2 separate regions of the Homo sapiens genome follow, and region 1 is linked to region 2. Evidence: read pairs that join two places in POLR2A ChIA-PET (ENCODE). Cell type or tissue: PC-9. All regions are shown on one strand. Each heading gives the region's core, and the rest is flanking DNA. Links, peaks and the distances in the headings are about the cores only.

Region 1 (2,916 bases), core at 303-2,802, 61 kb before region 2:
GGATGCCTGAGGCAAAAAATTCTGGATGGAGACATACAATAGACCATCTAAAGGCTGGAGAAGAAGCTTGGTGATATTCTTAGGAAATTAGGACTTTCAAAAGCAGCCATGTATATGAAGGAGTTTTGAAGGCCACCCACATAACCAGGCAAGATGCATGCTGAAAAGAGTCCTGAGAAGACCTTAAACCTTTACCACAGACTGATCCCTAGGCTCACAGCAAGCCTGGCTACTCAGCAAAGGACTGCCCCAGCATACAGCAAGTCTGCAAAGAATGGGGGACAGGGTTGTTCTCTCATTTTTGCTTTCTTTTTTTGTTAGTTTGTCTATTTCAGTTCTTGGAATTCAATGAAACCTGTCAAAACAGCTGAATAGAAGCAAAAGGAACAGACCTCAGTGAACATACACAATAAGAAAGTTTTGGCAAAAATAGTTTGGAAAAGTCTCAAAAAAAAAAAAAATGGATTAGCAGAGTCTTTAACAATCAAATAAAACAAAAAAAACCCCAGCAAACCGTAGGGGAAAAGGAGACTCTGACTTCCAGAGTTATGATATTATAATAATCAAACATATAATTAAAAAAAAAATCACAGGTACAAAAATAAACAGAAAAACATGACTCATTCAATGGAACATAAGAAATTGACAGAAACTGTTCCTGTGGAAGCCAAGACAGGACTTGGCTTATTAGACAAAGACTAGACTTATTAGACAAAGACTTTAAAGCAACTGTCTTAAAAACACTCAAAGAGCTAAGGGGAAACACAGACAAACAACTAAAAGAAATCAGGAAAACAATACATAAACAAAATGAGGATATCAACAAAGATAGAAAAATTATTATAAGAAGCCAAAAAATAATTCTGGAGCAAAAGAGTACAAAAAGTGAAATAAAATATTTAGCACTATGGGAATTCCAGGAAGAGAGAGAGAAAGGCAGAGACAGATTATTTGAAGAAAAAAAAAATAGCCAAAACCTTCCCAAATGTGATGAAACATATGAATCTACAAACCCAAGCTCTGAACTCTAAGGAGACCCACACCAAAAACATTATAATCACATAGCTGAAAGACAAAAACGGAATCCTGAAAAGCAGCAAGAGAGAGGAGACTCATCACACACAAGAGATTCTCAATGGGATTATCCGCCAATTTCTCATTAGAAATCTTGGAGGCTGAAGACAGTGGGATCATATATTTTAAATGCTGGAAGAAGAAAAAACTGTCAACCAAGGATTCTGTATCTGGCAAAACGTCCTTTAAAAATGAAGGAAAAATTAAGACATTCCTAGATAAACAAAACCTGAGGTAGTTCATTATCATTAAACCCAATCTGTAAGAAATGCTAAAGGGAGTCCTTCAGGTTGAAATGAAAGGATGCTACACAGTAACTTGCAGCTATACAGAGATATAAAAATTTCCAACAGGCTGGGCATAGTAGCTCACACCTGTAATCCCAGCACTTTGGGAGGCCGAGGTGGGCAGATCACTTGAGGTCAGGAGTTCGAGACTAGCCTGGCCAACATGAAAACCCTGTCTCTGCCAAAAATAAAAAAATTAGCTGGGTGTGGTGGCCCACACCTGTAATCCCAGCTACTCAGGAGGCTGAGGCAGGAGAATCGCTTGAACCCAGGAGGCAGAGGTTGCAGTGAGCCGAGATTGTGCCACTGTACTCCAGCCTGGGTGACAGAATAAGACTCTGTCTCAAAAAATAAATAAATAAATAAATAAATAAATCCAAAAAGGTAAAGACAAGGGCAAATATAAAAGCCAGTATTATTGAAATCCTGGTCTGTAACTCCAATTTTTATTTCTACAGGATTTAAAAGTCAAATGCAGTCAGGAATGGTGGCTCACATCTGTAATCCTAGCACTTTGGTAGGCTGAGGCAAGAGGATGGCTTGAGGCCAGGAGTTCAAGACCAGCCTGGGCAATATAGTGAGACCCCCATCTCTATAAAAAACAAAAAAATTAGCCAAGCATGGTGGTATGTGCCTATAGTCCTAGCTGCTCAGGAAGCTGAAGTGGGAGGATTCCTTCAGCCCAGGAGTTCAAGATTACACAGAGCTATGATCATGCCACTGCACACAAGCCTGGGCAACAGAGTAAGACCTTTTCTCTAAAAAATAAATACATATATACATAAATAAGAGCCAACTGCATAAAAATAATTATATATTGATGTTACTGAAACACAATATATAAAGATGGAATTTGAAATGTCAACATAAAAAGGAAGCATGAAGGCTTTACAGGAGTAGAGCTTTTATATGCTTCTGGTATCAATCCAAATTAGATACTTATAACATTAGGATGTTATATGTAATCCTCATGGTAACCACAAAGAAAACAGCTATAGAATATACACAAACGAAAATGAGAAGGTAATCAAAATATATCACTACCAAAAAAAATCAACTAAGCACAATAAGAGACAGTAATGGAGGAAATGAGGAACAAAAAGCTATAGGACACACAGAAAACAAGTAACAAAATAGCAGAAGTAAATCCTTATCAGTAATTACTTTAAATGCAAATGGATTAACTCTCCAGTAAAAATAAGTAGACTGGCAAAATGGAAAAAAATATGATCTAACTACATGCTGTCTCTAAGAGATTCATGTTAGACCTAAAGACACATATAGGTTGAAAGAGAAAGGATGAAAAAAGATATTTTGTGCAAATAGTAATCAAAAAAGAGCTGGAATAACTACACTAGTATCAGACAAAATACACTCTAAGTGAAACATTGTTACAAAAGACAAAAAAAGAACATTGTTTATTGATTAAATGGTCAATTTTCCAAGAAGATACAATTATAAACATATATGCAACAAACCATGACCGCCTGAAAATATAATGAAGCACACTGACAGAACTGAAGGGAGAAACAGAAAATTATATAATAATAGTAGA
Region 2 (2,916 bases), core at 330-2,829:
CCTCTGCTGAGGTCTGTCAAAGCCTGGGAGATAGCAGATATTCATCACGAATGGGGAGGGCTGTGGGTCACTGATGTTTTATAAATATTAGCATATAACCAGCAGAAATGAGTGTTTATGTCCATCAAAGACATGTTCAAGAGTATTCACAGCAGCTTCATGCATAAATAGCAAAAAACTAGAAACCACCAAATCCCCATCAACATGAGATGGAGAAATAAATTGTGCTATATCCATACAATGGAATTCCACTTAGCAATACAAATCAATAAACTACCAATACAGGTAACAGCATGGATGAAGCTCAAAAACATATGTAATAAGACCTGAAAGAGTCTATACTATATGTTTCTATTTATATGAAGTTCCAAAACCAGCAAAATGAATTTCTGGCAATAGAAGTTGGAATAATGGTTGCCTTTGTGGGAGTGGGGTCTTGAGTGGGAATAGACAAGAAGGAACTTTCTGGAGTTTGGGAAGTGTTCTATATCTTGATCTGGGTGGTGGTTACAGGGGTATATGCACATGTGAAAACTCGTTCAGATGTACACTTAAGATTAGTATCTTTTACTCTATGAGTTATTTCTCAATAAAAAGGTAAAATTAAAAATACTAATAATTAGAAATTATCTTCTCTAGAATGAAATTAATGAGTCAGCTTAGAGAGGGACTTAACTGTTTCCAACTTAAAGTATGTTATATAATCATTTCCTCTGATCAGTATATTAAAGAACTTCTTAAAGGCTGGTTTCCAATGGTGAACAATTTGATGTTGTATTCATTAACCTCATAACCTAACCCTCTAGGGAAAAATTGTCCCCACTGAAGACCTGAAGCCCAAAATAACCTCAGAGAGCCAGTGACTGAGCAAAGAATGGAATGTATAAAACCTGGTCCTTGCTCTGCTGTCTCAGAACTAAATGACAGGCCCTAAAAACTCATCTTCGTAATGGTGTGAGCTGGGCATAACACAGGGAGAAAAACAACTTTGCTCCTCTGGCTTTCTGCATTTGACTCCAAGGTAGCTGAGATTTCTGCAGTAAAAACAGACTGTATTTAGCATCTCACCTGGGATGCCACAAGGATCACAGAGAAGCCAGAGGGAGGCCAGTGCGATTCAAACAGCCCAGAGGAGGAGAAAGCATTATCGGAAACATGATAGCGTGTGCTCTAGATGGTTAAAGATGTTAATTCCAATAAAAGCCAACAATGTGGGTTCTATTAGAACAAGCAAGCTGTACTTTACAGGGACTTTTTTTTTTTTTTTGAGGTGGAGTCTCACTCTGTTGCCCAGGCTGGAGTGCAGTGGCGTGATCTTGGCTCACTGCAAACTCCGCCTCCAGGGTTCAAACAATTCTCCTGCCTTGGCCTCTCAAGTAGCTGGGACTACAGGCATGCACCACCACGCCCGGAAAATTTTTGTATTTTTAGTAGAGACAAGGTTTCACCATATTGGCCAGGCTGGTTGGTCTCAAACTCCTGACCTCGTGATCCGCCCGCCTCGGCCTCCCAAAGTGCTGGGATTACAGGCATGAGCCACTGCGCCCAGCTGTAACCACAAATCAAGATAAGAAACACTGTCCTCAATTATTAATTTCTTTTTTCTCTGAACACCTCCTCCTCCACCTGAGATGCTGTTCTCTTCTTTGGCTGACCTACTCACCATGTCCATGATCAGATGTCCACAAAGAAAACACCTGTCAGCCGACTGCTGGAAACCAGAGTACTGCAGAAGAAAAAGAAAAGAAAGTTAAACCCAGACTGGTAAGATGAATCAGCCACTTCCCCAACAGCCAAGAGGATTATAAGGAATTTCTCAGAAAGATGTGTCACTCTGTGCAGAATTCTGTCATCCCCAAGTACAACACAGCTGTGGGCTGAGTCATAGAATATTCTCTGCCACGAAAGCCATCACAAATACTAGTACCACTCACTCTAACAATGACTGTGTCTGGGCACCCACAGCATGCCAGGCTCTATGTAAGGGACTGTATATAGAGATGCTTTAATCCCATCTCAGTGGTTCTCAAAGAGCAGTTCCCTGGCATCACTTGAAAGCTTGTAAAAAATGCAAATCCTTGGGCTCCACTCCAGACCTACTGATTTGGAAACTCAGGGGGTGGGTTCTGGCAATCTGTGTTTTCACAAGCCTTTCAGGGGATTCTGAAACCATCACTCTAATGCTTACAACAATTCTGCAAGGTCTACATTATTACCCAGAATCCTCAAATAGAAGCAGAGGGCAGCTCAGAGAGGTTAAGTGAACTTTTCAAGGTCACACAGCCAACAAAGGGTAAGGACAGAAATCAAATTCAACTCCGGTTCTGGTTAAAAAGCTAATGCCTTTTATAGTTAGCTTCAAAGAAACTTAATAAATATCTACTTTACCTTACCTTATCTTACCTAAACACATACACACACACAGTCTTGAAAGACATGAGGTGCTCTCTTCAAAAAACATACTAGATGCTACACGCTAGACTAGAAGTTTGGGTATTACAAACACAACTTAACTGGGGGAAACCTTATGAAAGGAAGCTGGGAAAAACAAAAAAGGGAAACTTTCTGCAACTCTACACCATGTGGTGGAGGTTTCTGTTGTCTGGCACCTACGCCCCATTCTGGGGGTAATAGCTCTCTATTTTCATTTGAGATCCAGCCCCCAGCTCCACACCACGTGGCTCCCATCACCATGTGGGCTGGCTCCATGCCAGGGCCCAGGCAGGGCATTGACAGATCTGGCCCATCAGAGCCTTGCATTCCTCCAGCACTGTTACTTTTTCCAGGCGTGGGCATGTGGCCCAGTAAGAGCCAATGAGACTCCATCAGACGTCTGTGGAGGATTCCGAAGGAGGGACTGGCACTCTTGCCCATCGGATGTGAAACTGAGAGAATGTAAACTCTGGGGTCCTCCCA

The links. ChIA-PET counts read pairs that join two places held together with the same protein. Peaks named below come from ENCODE experiments on the same cell type or tissue, not always from the same donor. Only the 100,000 strongest peaks of a DNase experiment are listed, where the experiment ranks them.
Region 1: POLR2A ChIA-PET joins it to region 2 with 8 read pairs; 6 of 35 experiments call an interaction of 5 or more read pairs at or near these places.

The regions. Positions count from the first base shown.
Region 1 is chr3:45,727,895-45,730,810 of GRCh38, reverse strand. All of the region lies in intron 11 of SACM1L (SAC1 like phosphatidylinositide phosphatase), which reads right to left. Among named protein-coding and RNA genes, the nearest start is that of SACM1L, 40 kb to the right of the region's middle. In PC-9, for the core only: no CTCF peak of the experiment used is centred there; no DNase peak of the experiment used is centred there.
Region 2 is chr3:45,667,104-45,670,019 of GRCh38, reverse strand. It overlaps LIMD1 (LIM domain containing 1), which reads right to left. Exons shown (of 8, transcript NM_014240.3): 4 at 1,664-1,726. Among named protein-coding and RNA genes, the nearest start is that of LIMD1-AS1, 20 kb to the left of the region's middle. In PC-9, for the core only: no CTCF peak of the experiment used is centred there; a DNase peak (open chromatin) is centred at 1,829.